Regions from separate parts of the Homo sapiens genome. Here region 1 is linked to region 2. A link is a loop called in an ENCODE intact Hi-C map of the cell type or tissue named here. Cell type or tissue: GM12878. All regions are shown on one strand. Links, peaks and the distances in the headings refer to the core of each region. The heading gives the core; the rest is flanking DNA.

What was found. Hi-C counts contacts between places; a loop is a spot of excess contacts. Peaks named below come from ENCODE experiments on the same cell type or tissue, not always from the same donor. Only the 100,000 strongest peaks of a DNase experiment are listed, where the experiment ranks them.
Region 1: it touches region 2 in a loop (4-fold over the local background); 4 of 110 quality-filtered maps call a loop at or near these places.

Annotation. Positions count from the first base shown.
Region 1 is chr6:97,974,272-97,982,578 of GRCh38, reverse strand. No RefSeq gene overlaps it. Among named protein-coding and RNA genes, the nearest start is that of MIR2113, 46 kb to the left of the region's middle. In GM12878, for the core only: a CTCF peak has its summit at 3,381 (motif pointing right); no DNase peak of the experiment used is centred there.
Region 2 is chr6:97,494,559-97,502,865 of GRCh38, reverse strand. The region is part of intron 1 of LOC101927314 (a long non-coding RNA gene); the gene reads right to left. Among named protein-coding and RNA genes, the nearest start is that of MMS22L, 220 kb to the right of the region's middle. In GM12878, for the core only: a CTCF peak has its summit at 4,948; a DNase peak (open chromatin) is centred at 4,865.

The DNA of each region.
Region 1 (8,307 bases), core at 2,425-4,924, 480 kb before region 2:
GTGGAGGTTCCTCAGCAAATGAAAAGTAGAACTGACATACAATCCAGCAACCCCAGTGATTGGTATATATCCAAAGGAAATGAGCTCAGCATGTTGAAGAGGTATCTGCACTCCTTTGTTTATTGCAGCATTATTCACAATAGCCAAGATATGAAATCAACCTAAGTGTCCAGCAATGGATGAACAGATAATGTGATATTTATACACAGATAGATAGATAAAGATGTGATATATCTTTTCACATCTATCAAACAGATAAAGAAGATGTGATATATAATCACATTGTATTTTATATATATATATATATATATATCACATTGTATTATACACACACACACACACACAATGGAATACTATTCAACCTTATAAAAAAAGAAAATCCTGTCATTTGAAACAACATGGGTGAGCCTGGAGGACATTATATTAAGTGAAATAAGCCAGGCATAGAAGGACAAATACTGTATGATTTCACTGATATGTTGAATCTAAAACAGTCAAACACATAGAAGCAGAGAGCAGAATGGTGGTTACATGGGGCCAGGAGGAGAGAAGAAGGGTGGGCTAGGGAGATGATGGTAAAAGGATACCATCCATCCAAATTTCAAGTAGATCGGAGGAGTAAGTTCAAGAAATCTATTGTGCAACATGGTTAATAACAATGTATTGCATTCTTACAAATTGCTAACAGAGTCAATTTTAAATGTTCTTATTACCAAAAAATGATAAACCTGTGAGGTAATGTATATGTTAATTAGCTCAATTTAGCCATTCCACAAATATATATATTTCAAAATATTTTGTACATAATAAATATATACAATGTTTGTCAATTGAAATAAAGTAAAAACATTGGAGAAGTACCAGAGATTATTAATAAAATGAATTTTGAATTATGACTCTAATTTAGCCAGATGTACTTAGGGAAAATACTTACAGGTAAAGGGAAAATGTACAAAGATACAGTGGTGTGAAGGAACACCAGCAGTGTGATGGAGCAGACCAAATTTGGGAAACATAGGATTTTTCACTATGGATCAGCTGATAATATGTTAGATATGGGTGCACAATGGAAAGCTGAAAGAAATGAGGGAGATAAGGGGCCTTTTTCTGTCATGAAAGAAAATTTAGATTTTATTCTGTTGGTAGTTTGAAGCCACCCAAGAATTCTACAGGGAGCAGGAAGTATCAGATATGCTCCTTAGGAAGACTATGTTTGAGAATCAAGCAGATCAATTTAAAAATTTTAAGTACCCAGAATAAATTTATTATATAATAAATAAAATGATTTAAATAGATTAAAAGAATGCCCATGAAATATTAATACATCCATGGAACACAAAAGAAAATCAATCAGATAATTGACCACAAAGAAAATGTTAAATCCAATTAAAGAGTAGAAATTTCAAAGGTTAAAATCTCTCATCATAAATACTATGACTATAAATAATTTTATAACATTGAGCAAAACGTAAAAAAATTTCCTGCAATATGATACTTAAAAATGTAGAACAGACATACTGAAAATGCTTCATGTTGTGCCCTGAATACTTTTTCCAACCTTGTGTTTTTAAACTTGTGTGCCTTGGTTTTATGATCACATTTTTGTGGCTTGATATTGTGGCAGCTGACACGATAAGGGGTTTAGGTAAGATAATTCATTTTATCTTAAAAAAAGAAAAAGAAAAAAACGTAAATGCTACTTACTGCCCATCTCTCTGCATTTAAATAAAAATAATATTTAATAAATGCTCATTATGCTGTGAAAAAAATTCTGTCCTTATTTGCATTTTGTTAGTTTGGGTTTAAATTTTAATATCTCTCAAATTCCCTTTTGTATTCCCTGATAGCCTAAACAGATGCTTAAATCATATTTACCGTAATTAACCCACTTACTTTCCTTTGTTTTTGATTCTTTCTTATTAATGATTCCTCTCTACAGCCTATGTTTTCTACTCAATCTATTCATTGGCAGAGTGCACAGGATAATCTTGGTATTTGAAAACTGAAGCAACTGTTTTACATTACCAAACAAAAAAATAATTCAATTGATTTTCTGCAGCAAGGTTTTCAAAATACTTCAAAGTCATATTATATGCTTTTAATCAATTCAGTGAAAGGTTAATATTTTGAAATATAAAGGCTCTCTATATTTCAACTATTATTTTGAATAACAGATACCCATTTCAAAAAAAATGCATTTCAAAGTCGTAGCAATTGTTAATAATGTGCTTTTAAAAGAAATTTATGTAAGAATTATAGCACAGAAAAATTTTAAAAATACGGTATTAAACAAGCTAAGAAATACATAAATGTGAAAACTAAAGAACCAATTATTTAAGTATATTAAGAATTAAAAATGGGGATATTCCATAATTGTTTTTATGCACAAATTTAAAGTATGCTAAACTGGCTCACTGATTACATTATTTTAGAGTAGTGTTACTTAGCAGGTTAATGAATTTGATTATTAAAGACCTAAAAGTACCCCTTAGAAAGTAATTTCATGGTATCATCTCTGGAGAGAGCATTATACACAGGTATGCCTCCTTTACTACATTCACTCATTCAAAAATACATTTATTTTGCATCTATGACGTCTGAAAGGACACTGGCCAAGAGACTTTGGTGTTTAGATGAATGGGCAGTAGTTAGGATTAAAAAGGTGAAAAAACACTCTGTGCCCTCAAAGTGAAAAGTATGGCCACTTACTACTGATAACACAAAGCACAGGTAATAAGTGCTACAAATGTAGTAAATGAAGAAAGCAGCCATATAATCTGTTGTTAAATGCATTTCTTAAAATAAATCATTTAAATTTTAGTAGTAAAGATTTTATAACTTTCTACCAATATTTTCACCATCTATTTCCTATGCATTACGTTTAAAGATCTGGATGGTTCTAATTTCCCACAGTAAATATCTTTTATTAAAAACCATTTAAATACCTATGGTCATATTGAAACGGGAAAGGTTCCGTCATCCCCCTCGCAGGGCGTGCGATGTGGGTGTGGCTTGCTTCTTCAGTGCCCCGCTGCTCAAACTTCTAGGGGAGCATACAGATGGGCAGGCTGTGGGGCTCTTGACTCCACGGCAGTGTCTAGGGGTGAACGTTTACAGCTCCTGAAGCCCCAGTGGGCGTGTGTTACAGGGTGCTCTTTTAATTTGCCGTCTATAGGTGTCTTGTGTAAGTCCGCTCAATTAGAACCTCTACCTTGTCGCAAGGACAGAGGGCTTTCTGTATCCCGGGTTCTTGCCTTGGTGTACCGGAAGAATCGGATCACATGCGGGACTGGAGAAAGAGTACAAAGTTTTATTGAGTGGAAGTAGCTCTCAGCTGATGGAGGAGCCAGAGGCAGACGATTTTCCCCTGGAATTGGGCCGCTAGGTGGCCCCGGCTCTCCTCCAACAGCCCCGGCCAAACTCCGCCTAGTCCCCTCAATCAATGGCCTGCAGGCGTGCAGATGTCTGTCGGTGTGTTTTTCTGCCAACATGCTCCTCTCGAGGTCCTCTGGAGGACCAGCCGCTTGAGTCTTCTACCGCTGAAGTACTTCTCTGGAGGTATGGCCACCTGTGTGTCTGCACACCAGCGTCTCGCGTTTTTATAGGCCCCTGATGAGGGCGTGGCAGGTCCGGGTGGTCTTGGGAAATACATTTGGGCAGGAAATGCCTGTGCTCACCTAGGTCCCTGGGGGTGGAGCCCTAGCCAGGGACCCACCTTTCTCTCCAGAACTTCCCTTCCCCGATTCCGTATCATTTAAAGGAACCATGCTCTTCCCTTGCCAGCATTCCCGTATCAATATAACATGCACCAACTAATAAATCTTCAATTATTATTGGCTTCATTTTAAAAATCGAATAATTCCTTGATTTACACACACACACGCACACACACACAAAACTGAAGAGAGGAGAAAAATCAAGCAATTCTTTTCTTAAAGGAAATTAAAGAAAGTAGTTTCAGTTAAGTAATCTGACATTATGTATTTAAAACCTATATTTTTTTAAAGTTTAATTCATCTGATTGGCAACTATCTATTACAGTTAAGACTTTTTCATCAGTAGAGTTTACCAGATAGGAAACCTTTATTGGCTAACTTGTGTTTGCAAACTCCAGCTTTAACACATTTGTTAACTCATCCCTCTATTATATGTTCATAAGTAGTTTTATAATATAAAGGAAAAAGAAAACCTCTTTCTAAAGCACTATAAAATGCTATTTTTAGAAAAAAAAGTATACATTTTATATGGTATATAAGTTGTTTTCCAAGAAGAAAGTGGTAGTGTGTAAGGACAGTGATAGACTTACTCTGATAAGGTCTGTGAGTTTTTTAGGGTAAGAACTTTTCAAGTGGGATTTTCCAGTCAAAATACATTTTCCATACTATAAACAGTGACTGAAAATAAACACAGATTTTTCTGAGAGGTAATTTTACATTTTGCCACATATTTGTCACAACATTCCACCTTAAAATAATATTTCGGAATTCTTACCTTAACTGACCCATTAACAGTCTTCCTCCCCAATTTCATGCTTCAGTGTGATCACTAACAAAACAGTCGACATTTCTTAGCTGGGAGGTAATAGCATTTCTGAATGACCTGAAATCCTCTGGAATTGTACTCTACCTGATTTTCAAGGGTGTTTAATCCATTTGTATGCTCCAAATTTTCCATTTGAATTTGCATCAGGTCATGTAATATCAGTTTCTTCTGTGTCACCTGATGTAGCAATAACTTCATTTAATGTGACACTGTGTAATGTACAGGTTAAAAAATCCCTTTTATTCTACTGGAGTGGGATCGATCCAATGCTGCATCTGTCCTACACCACTGATTTACTTAATGGGTGTAACTACTAAATAAAAAATATCTAGCTACTTCTGCGCATTTCAGTATGACAATTACATGCTTGTCTTCCTAGTTAACCACACCACTTTATACCATAAATGTGTTTCTTATATAATATTATGAAGAAGCTAAATATTAAAACAATAATAAATTTCCCTTTCCCCCTTCCACCCATGGGAGCTGTCAGGTTGGAATGTAAGAAAACAACATCACTTTGTGTCACTGAATTTTGTTTATATATTCATTTCAGAAGTGAATTCCAGAAAGGGAGCATTATTTCTGGCTGAAATTTAGCAGGCAAAGGATAGTGAATTCTGTCTCTAAGGCCAGACTTCATGTCACATTCTAGATTCTGGGTCTGCAAACAATGACGTCCAAAATAAATCTGGCCTACAGTCTGTGTTTATAAAGTATAGTTTATTGGAACACAGCTACACCCATTCTTTTGCATATTGTCATTCTTTTTCATATTGGCTACTCTTAGACTACAAAGGCAATACTCAGTAGTTGCCACAAATACTCTCTGTCCCACAATGCTCAAAAGATATTCTACCTGGCTCTTTACAGACAAAAATTACTGATCTCTATTCTAGAAATTTTGTGAACTGTGAACTAACGGTTGCATGATGTTAAAACAGACATTATCACACAAATTCTCTGCAAGATGACATAATTTTTAAAAGTGAATAAACATACTGAAATGCTAAATGAAACTAGTTCTCTTGTAAGCTCCAGAAAATAGAGTCATATCTCATAGCTGAGGGAGCTTTTGTCTCTTATTTGGGTATTTAGTTTTTGTTTTACATTTAGGTATATTTCTAATGTTTATTTTTGATTTCTTATCTCCATTGCTTCTTATATCAAAAGCAAAGATTTGGAAAGAGCAATCCACCCACTTCTAAGGAGAGGTGGCAAGACACTTAGGCTAGAAAGAATTTGCCCTGAGTAGTGAGGCATACGTGTTTCTAGTCTAGTCAACGAAGTCTTAAAGAAAACATCTTAAATAGTGAGTTTCTCTTAGAAAAGAATCAAAGGCTGTCTAGCACACTCTGGTTTTCCACAGATGATGCCTCCATTCAACAAACTAATCACTTACTCTGGGTTAGATTCTGTAAGACAATCTGAAACCAACTGACTTTTTATTGCTATAGGACCTTGCACTGTATTACCCAACCACATTTGGAGTGAAATTCCCATACTTCTCTTTGTCAAAAAAATCATTTCTAAAGAGTTTTATAGACTATGGCATGGTACTAGACTAGGCAATCGATGGGCCAAACATAGAGGGCGATGAAAGGTCTGTTAAGAGCAGCCTACAATGAGGATTACAGAAACACTTTCACCAAAGGACGATGATGAATAGACCCATTGGATGAAACCTTTACCACTGGATGTCTGATGTAATAAAGAGTAGATGTCAGCATCCAGAAACTGTGCATGATTTGATGTGAAAATAAACTTTTCCCTTCCTATCTTCTGATAATATTTAAATGCTATTTACTTAAGTTTTTCTTTTGAGGAAGAGATACCCATTGATAGCAGAACCAATAATGAGCCAAATGTACTGAGACTTGTTGGCAGCCAGTCTGACTAGATGGGTAACCATTCTGATAAGTACTTTGTGTGTATGTGTTAGAAGGAGGTGCAGTAAACACTTAAAAATCACCTCTGACTGTTACTAACCTGAAACACTCTTTGAATTCTTCCTCCATGCCTCACTCTCCCTTGAGACACTTCCAGTTTGAGTCTGATTACAGGAGATAGAATCCATTGTCAATAATATACTTTCATTAGCTAATTAATAGGTTGTTTAAATTACAATAAGAACGGAATTGCTCATAGACTTGTAAAAATTGTCACTGTGTGTATACAGTTGTCTAATGTATGCTGCAATTTTTCCTTGTGAAATTAACAGGGCCTGGGGGAAAATTCAGTTATTAAATTTGAATTTGCATCTGAGACTTTTCAGGACACTACAGAGTTTCAATTTATACGTGAAGTTAACAAGGTACAGAGCTTATGCATTAAATTCCCTTTCTGTTTCTGCCATCTCTGTTCTATTACTTTAATATGGACATAGTACTAGTTATATAACAAAAATACTATGTACATCAATACAGTCCTGAGACCAATCTCTTTGTGTAGTTTTATCAAATTTAAATGACATACTTAAAAGGAGTGTCTTTTGAGTATCCTACCAGATATATACAGGCACTGTATTAAAAAAAAAAAAAAAAAAAAAAAAAAACCACCATGAAAGAATCTGTTCAGGGGTATTCTTCAAGTGCACTCTACCTGCATAACATGAGGCTGAAGAAGCTCTCAGAAAACTCAGTTGTTTCTGCAAGAAGCATCTTGAATTTTAAACCTTCTAAATGTTGCTTTCAGGAATACTAGCCCTCAGGGGCAACCTAATCAGCCCTTTTACCTAAAATGTATAAGATAATTTGACCTCTAGAATCTGAGAACTTTCAAGACTGCAGTAGTTTGCATGAATTTCCGAGAAACAAAATTTCTTCATTGTCAATAGTGTCAAATCATAAAAATGTATCCATCTCCTACACCATTTTAAAATCCTGCGTATATATTATATTTATATCCGTTATCAAAATGGCAAAAGGGCAGAATAAATTCTGTCCCACCAAACTATATCATGGGACAGATACTGTTGGTGTTTCTGCAGTTTCCTGGGAATTAGACACTGAGAAGCATAACAACTGTGCAGAAAAAAAGGTGGCATTTAGTGCTTTCCTTCTGGAAAAGACAATGAAAATCTCTAGAAGCACTCCCACGTGGCAGAGACTGAAATGCAGTATCTACAGAACACATCTGAAAACACTTTTTGCACTACATAGGCTTATACATACTGCTTCTAACACTAAAGGGAATGTCATTTTTCTGTTTTACATTTAGTTTTACATTGGGCAAAAGAGTGTGAGTGGAGCACATCCAGTGGTGCTACAAGATGCACTGGCTGCCTTGAGTCACTCAGCTCCCTAAGGTACCACCAGGGAATCATGTAGGCACCAAGCACTGTAATTGTCATTTTTACTGACAACTGAGTTGGGGTAATATTATATTCCTAAGTAGCATTGATGAAAACATTGGATTATTTGTAGTAAGAACACATTTTAATTTAAATTATTTTTAAAATTTTTAACAAAATTGAAATGAGCTTTTTAAAACTGTATATTTTCAGCATTTCTACTGTTTGTCCAGTAAACTATTTATAAGTGAGATAATCAAATTAGATAATTAATTTAAACCATCTTTTCAAATGAAAAGCACTTTAAAGCTATAAGATGCTTTTAGTCTCTTAAAAAGATACTAGATTTCCTGTGATTATATGGCTTGGCCTATTGTAGAATTATTGACACATTTAATATGTTTGATGAGCCCAACATATGACCTCAATGGTAAAGTTACTGGGTATCATGTTGGATTATTAAATTAAGTCAC
Region 2 (8,307 bases), core at 3,452-5,951:
GCACACCCATTTAAATTCTGTACATCTTTATAAATGCAGTTATCATTACCATTGTTGCCTTATCACTCTCCATGATTGCTCTCTTTCAGTCAAGTACAAAGACAGCCTGACTATAAATGTTTTGTCATAAAACTGCTATTCAAACAATAAAAAAGGGTTATAATAGTACTAAAAATAATTTACCCCCAAGGCTGCTGTATAGACTGGCAGTGTGCAGATTGAGGGGCACAAAATACCTCCAGCCACATTCTCACTACCCTCTAGACGCTTCTGCATCTGTACCTATATCTGCATGGTTTCAAAGACATTTCAGACATTATCACATGGCCAGAATATCTAGGACCTTTTCAGTATATGATTTTTAAACATGAAAATCATTTTTAGCAAAATTATCATTATTGTACTTAAGAAATAAGAGATAAATTAGATAGAGCATTTGTATCTTTCAAATAGAAAGCTACTTTTAAATTCTTTAGTTTGGGAGCAGCTGGGTAAAAATGCATTGTGTGTGTATATATATAATAAAATATATTTTATACAACATATTACATATCTACATCATAGATACATGTATATATATCACACACAAATATACATATAACACATACTCATGTCATATATAGAAACATACATATATTACATATACATACATACATCATATATAACATATATATTACATACATATATATATTACACATATACACATACACCCACATATAAAATCTTTACTTTGAAAATGCTTTTGATGGCATCAGGACCGGCTGTGCACTGCCACCCAGGGGCTGTCTACAACATTTTAATACTGCTATCTTGCCAAGAGGCATTCAAAGTCATTACCGAATGCATCCTGGACAGTCCTTCATTGTAGTTGTTAGCATTCCCATTGCATTTTCCTGTAGTTTTGGTGTCATTTCCCATATCATGAATGCACATTTCAAAGAAAGGCAGAGAAAAGAAGAGAAAAAAGAATGCCAAACAAGCAAAAGACCACCTAGAAGGAAACAAATTATACTGACAAGGCTGACGAAAAGGAGTAAGAAAAGGGGAAAGACAGGAAGGAGGAGGTTTATCAGGGCTTCATGCCCACTGCTCTGGGTAAATATCCCTCCTTGTAACAATAAAGAAATAAAGTACAAAGAAAGGATAAAGCAGAAGATTACAGACCTGGTCGGTGTTTGATAAATGGCACTCTACTTCACTTTGCTTATTGTGTACTTCATACCTCACTCCTGAATATGGAAGAGAATTTTATTAAAGATTTAGCCACGGTGGTGGTGGTGACTGGCTCACAGTAATTTTCCTACAAAGTAGTTTAATCTATCACAGGGCAGACAGTGCACCTTCTTACCATGTATCATATCTGTCTATTGAGTAAGTGCTATCCAAATCCAATTTCTTTTCATTTTTGGAACCTGTGATGCATATTCAAGATACACTTTCGTTTTGTCTTTGCCCTAAATTGGGCGCTGTATGAGATGGGAGGAAAAAAGTACTAATAAAAAGGAAATATGCACTCTATAGTTTCCATATCATTCTGGTCATTTTTTGTATTTTATAAAAATAAATTGCATAAGTTTAATGGCATATGATATTGACATGTAGAGTCCCCAAAACCTTTTATATTTATGAATATGAATATGAAGCATTGCATCACTGATTATAAAATGAACTTAGAAAATCATTATAGTCAAGTTCCAGTTTTAATCTTTGTGAAGTTGTTCCATTCAATAATGAGGTGACTCGTCCAATAATATGGAAACTGTTTCAACCAAAATCATTCAGCAGTTCATTATGTGGTAAAATGTAAATCCAGAAATGTCATAAGCAAGGTACCTTCAGAGTGCTCCGTTACGGAATCACAGAAATTAGAAAAGCCCTGTGAGGTCACTCACTTCATCTGTTCCTGGTATCAGGGTGCTCTCAGCAAAATATTTTCAAATATAGAGTCTATTCTCCCATTATGAGATTCTATTATTTCTCCTTTCATTGCATTACTTTTTTCACTATGATGAATTGTTTTCTAACCTGACAATCATTGCCTTTAAACGTTATTGGACTTTTTGTAACAAATAAATAATTCTGCCCTTACCTACTTGTAACTAATCCCTCTTATTACTGCTATATCCTTCTTACAGACACTCTTTAAAACAGACCTCAAACATTTTTTAAAAAAACAGAAGGCTAACTAACATATATTTTGGCCAGTAAAAGGTACATGAGAATCACTAACTAGTATTGTCTGAAAGTTCCCTAGAGGATCCAGAGATCTTAGACAGTCACTTCCTATCTACTAACAATGTAAAAAGTATACCTATCTGTTCAATTTCCAAGCTTTTTTCACTCTCAACAACTTGTTAATCAGTACACTTGGTTTAGCCCCAAATACAAACATAAAATTTTGGAAAAATTTAAAGTAGCTCTTATTAGGAAGAGTTTTAGCACCACCCTCTTACCCCCGCAACCTCATCCAAGTCCTATACTTTAAATATGAGAAAATAATTAAATCCTAGAAAGTAATTTATGTGGTAAAACAACTGATTAATTTACAATTAGAAAGCATAGATTTTTAAGTCTAAAAAGAGTCTCAGATTCTGTGACCTCTGGTAAACCATTAGCTTTCCAAGACCCAATTACTTGCCTATAAAATAGAAATAACAATATGAACAATATGAACTCAAACATGAGTTAACATGGGAATGAAATAAAGTATTTTAAAATGCTCTTAGCACAATGCCAGGCACACAGTGAGTGCTCGAAAAATGATGCCAATTAGTACAAAATGAAGCCTAGAAACCAGCATTTAATAGGATTTCCTTAGGCACATTTATTCATGCCACTTTTTGTCTCTCCTCGCCTATATATTATGAATCAGTGGAAAGGCAAAATTAAGCTTGTGTTTAAAACTACATAAAAGAAATTTACTTATCAAGACATCCAAAATGTATTGCAACTAAAGATCTTTAAAAAGGTATGAATATATAAAATAGTGCCCGTTAGATATCGCAGAGTAAAAATTTAGCCCAGGTTCAGGGTAATGAGGAGATTACATATCAGCATTGCAAAGAACCAGATTTTTTTATCAGTTTCATAAAATATATTGACAATAAAATGTTTGCATGTTGCAAACTGTTGCAAAAGTGCAAAATCTTGCACTTCTGAACATAATACTATAATTTTTGTTACTTTTTAAAAAGAAAATGCATTTTTCATAACTTAAAAATAATACATGTAGTGAAGAAAATTTTCCAGAGCACAAAATGTGAAGAAAAAAAGTCATTCAAAATCCTACTACCCAGAAAAAAAATTGCTTTTAACATTTTGATGAAAATATTTAAATCTTTTTAATGTATATTTTATTGTTATTTAATATGAAATTGGGTTTATCGTATGTGTGTGTTGTTAGGGAGAAAGATTATATGCCCTTTTATAGCCTACCTTTTTTTTGCAATTATAAATGGTGAGCATTTATCCATACCATTATATATTCTTAAAAACATGATGTTAAAGTAGCATATTATAGGGATATGTCAGTACTTTGCTAAGCTTCCATTTTATTGTAAAATATTTATACTGCTCCCAGTAACTCTTTAATAAGCATCTTTTATTTCTATGACACTCCCTTCAAAATAGAATTTTCTGTCATCAATTAAAGTAAAATCTCCTTGAAGCCACAACTCTTGCCCAACTGGTAGTTGATTTCAACTACCCCCACCATATTATGGATATTCAATAAGAACCACTCTAAGAAATATGTCCCCACCAATTAACATTCAATAAAAATATTTCTCCTTTCAAACACTATGAAACTGATTCACACATTCATACTACTCCGAGTTCCTCATAGTGCCATAATAAATTTTGCATGAAAAACTTAATAATTACAGCTAAATATGGCCCCCTCTCTCTGGAAATTTTTTCTATAAACCGTGGGACTTTATAAATACCAATACAATCAAGATACATCTATAAATTCACCTGTTTTGTTAACCATTGTAATGCCTAGATGACTCTGTAACATGAAAAGATACGGTTGACAACAGGAAAAACTGTCCTGTTTCACATAGATTGCAAAAACGTTCACATTTTTTAAATGTCATCTCTTAAAAACCCAAAACATCATATTTCTGATAGGTGTTTCACACTCAAAGAGCACATTTGCCTTATACATTTACACAATTTGGGGATTTAAATTTGTAATGGCAATCAAATAAATCAAACATTTAAAATAATTTTGGATCTAATATATGCCAACTGCATTGGGCTGGGGAACTTCCTATCTGAAGATTGATTTAAGAGTAATTTTGAAGTCAGGTCATTATCATAACAAAGAAAAAGAACCAAATTACATCACGTCAAAAGAAAAAAAAAAACAGAAAGTTGACCATTTTAAGAATGATTGTAACTATCCTTGGGGGAATAAATGGGCAAAAATAGATTTTTTGAAAAAAAAATTAAATAGAAGTCTTTTCTTAAAAAAAATTAAAGTGTGTGCTTACACATGTTAAACTAATGCTATAAGATATTTCTTCTATTCATTGCCTTTAAATTCCTTCTGGTCTAACTCTTCCAAAGTAAAAAGCATTCTATTGCAACAAAAGAGTTTTATTTTAATACTGCTTTATTTAAATTCAAAGCAGAGGGTTTATAAGGCATAAGCACCAGTTATAATGAAAGACAGTGCTTTTGGAAACCATGAGTCTTTTATCTAGTCTTTTAAGATTTATTCACTAGCACAGAAGCTTGCCACCGAAAGTGAGGATTTAGACCGATTAAACTAGAGTTATACAGAGATGATTTGGAATTTTGGAACTTTGGAAAATAAGTTTATTTTCACACTTCCAGTAGAATCAGTTACCAGGTTAGTAATACAATTAAACTGCCATGTCAGGAGCAGACATTTTATGCAGTGTGCAAGACTGTACCTACTACTGCACAGCGCCACCTGGCAGCAGGATAAAGAATTGTGTCACTGCGGCCTCCTGAGAAGACTCACTAATTGGTACAGTACACTGTGTTCTCCTGAAAGTTCCCAACTGATGCTGACCTCATTTTCCTCATTAAAAATGGACACATTCACATACCAAGTCTGAAAAGCTGGAGGTTTTGCTCAGTTGGCTTTTGTTATTTGTACTTTTTAAGCATCTTAATTTAAAACACCTCATTTTCAAAGAATATCTTCACTCCAGCTGATCACAACTGATCATGATGAATGTGTCCACATTTTTCAAAAATAATTTGTCATCAGTTTTTATGTAGATCATCACAACAAGTTAATTTACAACAATGACACAAAGAAAAATCAGGTGTTCAGTGGAATGTAGCTATTTGCCTCTTTGGAGAAGAAACACCACCCAAAAACAATAATAGCCTTTCATATTCCTGTGCTTGAATCATTCCTGTTTTTATTTATGTGTTTATACACATATAAACATATGCATTTGTACCCTGCATATGCATATAAACACATTATTTGTACATGTTAACATGAACAAAATCTTATTAAATCCTTTCAACTTTCTTTTCACAATGATTTACTTGTAAATTGAATACATGTAAACTAGAGACACTCACAAAAGAAACACTTAAACAGTAACTGTTTCCATAATCCAATGAAATGTACATAGTTTTATTTATTTTTTTGACTATTAAAAAAATAGTCCTAAACAATTATCATTTGTCATCCCCATTTCTTCATAGTTTCATACTAAGAAAAAGGGGGTAGAGTGGGGAGAAAAGAAATTGATAATGATTATCTTCAGAGTTCAATTACAACTGAAATTCCAAAACTAGTACTGTCAATTCAATGAGCAAAATATTGGGCTGGGTTCATATTCATATTTAGCTTGCTAGATAATTCTGATTGAAGAGCTTAGAAACCCTCCCTGTGTTGCATTACAGATTTTGAGCCATAAAAAACACTATTTGACAATGCCTTAACTTGTGGGGCAATTGTCACCTAAGAAAAAAAATGAAATGTATTATTTCAAATTTTTTTCCTATTTTTTAAATTTGTGAATATATAGTAGGTCTATATATTTTGGGGTACATGAGATGTTTTGATACAGGAATGCAACGTGAAATAAGCACATCATGGAGAATGGGGTATCCATCCCCTTGAACATCTATCTTCTGAGTTACAAACAATCCAATTACACTCTTTATTTTAAAATGTACAATTAAGTTATTATTGACTATAGTCATCCTATTGTGCTAGCAAATAGTAGGTCTTAATCATTCCTTCTATTTCTACTGTTACCTCTATTCCTACTATTTTACATTCCTTCTATTCCTACTATTTTATTTGTACCCATTAACCATCTCTACCTGCCCCTGGGTCCCCGCTACCCTCCCAGTCTCTACTAACCATCCTTCTACTCTCTATGTCCATGAGTTCAATTTTTTTGTTTTTAAGATCCCACAAATAAGGGAGAACATGAGATGTTTGTCTTTCAGTGACTTGCTAATTTCACTTAACATAATGATGACTGGATCTCGTTCTTTTTATGACTGAATAGTACTCCATTGTGTATATGTACCACATTTTCTGTATCCATTCCTTGGTTGATGGACACTTAGGTTGCTTCTAAATCTCAGCTATTGTAACCAGTACTGCAACAAACATAGGGAGTGCAGATTCTCTTCAAACTGATTTCATTTCTTTTGTGTATATACCCAGCAGTGGAACTGCTGAATCATATGGAAGCTCAATTTTTAGTTTTTTGAGGAAGCTCCAAGCTGTCCTCCATAGTGGTTGTACTAATTTACATTCCCATCAACAGTGTACAAGAGTTCCCTTTCACCACATCCTCACAAGCATTTGTTACCTAAGGCCAATAATGCTTAGATCTGCCCTTTTGAGACTATTTTCTACATCTTATAGGAGTACTTCAGTGTTTTTTATTCTTTCATAAAATGTATTCTTTTCACTTTGTGCTTCTAGCCTTTTCTTCTGTTGTTTCTCAAAAACAAAAGTTTACCTTAGAACCAATCAGAACACTCCCAGATCCTTGATATTTAAAAGCTGACAAAAGTATTTGTCCAGTAAAAATATAATAGCAAGTTGAATATAGCGCATTTCAGATTATACACCCAAATTGTACCTTTTTCTTTAGATTCCTTAGTGGTACATAAGAGATAGCAAAAACATGTTATAGAAAAGACATACATATCGGTAAATTACTTAAATCATTTTTTGTGGATGTGCTTCCCTTCCTTCCTCGAAGCTCTGGGTTGGAACAGCAATCACCACATTAAGAAAAGAAACAGGCAAACAAAAGTGGTGTTCTTCCTGGCCTACCCGTCCATATGTGCTTCCCCCACGTTGGTGGAGTATCTTCCCAGCTGATTTTAGGGATAAGCCCCTCAATTCAAAATTGGGGGTGGAGGGAGGTGCAGAGAAGACAGGAGAAGGCTTATTCAGAAATGCTTATAACCTCACGCTCACATTTAATCTGAGGAACCAGCACACCAGGCCTGAATCATGGCCTACATGGTTGCCCTCAAGGACTGCCCTAAGCAGAGAGGCCCCAGACTCACATGTCTTGAAACACAGACACGCAGATATAGATGCAAGACACAGGATGTGTCCTGGATACCTCTTAAGTCTTACTTCACATTATCTTGGCTCACTGTTTTACTGCAACTTTTGATATGGGAGACAACTGCTTTCAGGAAGCCCCTCACCTCAGGGCCACTCTGTGCCTCCGGCAAAGCCAGCTACATAATTTGCAGGGGTCCAGTGGAAAATTAAAACACAAGTTCTTTTGTTCATAAATAATTATGAATTTTGAAACAGTAAGAGCAACAAGCATTAGGACCTTCAAAGTGTGGGTGCCTGTGAGGGCATAGATCAACACCCATGCAGTTAGCCCTGCTATCTTGCTTTCTGCAGTTGAATTTCTCTGGTGTAATCCCATGTGGGCATCTGTTCAACTAAACCTGAAAATATGTGAGTTAACACCTTTAAGAAACTCTAGAACAGTGGAGAATGGAAGCTAGTAGATAAATGCTCCCTGTTTTCATCCCCCGGATGTACAATTCTGAGGTAGATTCTACAGAGCTCATCAGGAGTCTTTAGTAAGACAGGGTGCTAATTGCCCCGGTGGACCCAGCTTGATAAGGCATCCAGATCATTGCTCTCTCCTTGCTTGTTTCACTTTTCTCAGCAGCTCATTCTTGTTCCTTAGGATCACCTCCCAAAGTAAGCAACCAGCATGAGAGCCCTGTCTCAGGATCTGTTCTGGGGGAAGACCTAGGCTAAGATAGAATAGAAGACAGGTTCAGTGGGTGAGTTTGGAATGAGAATAG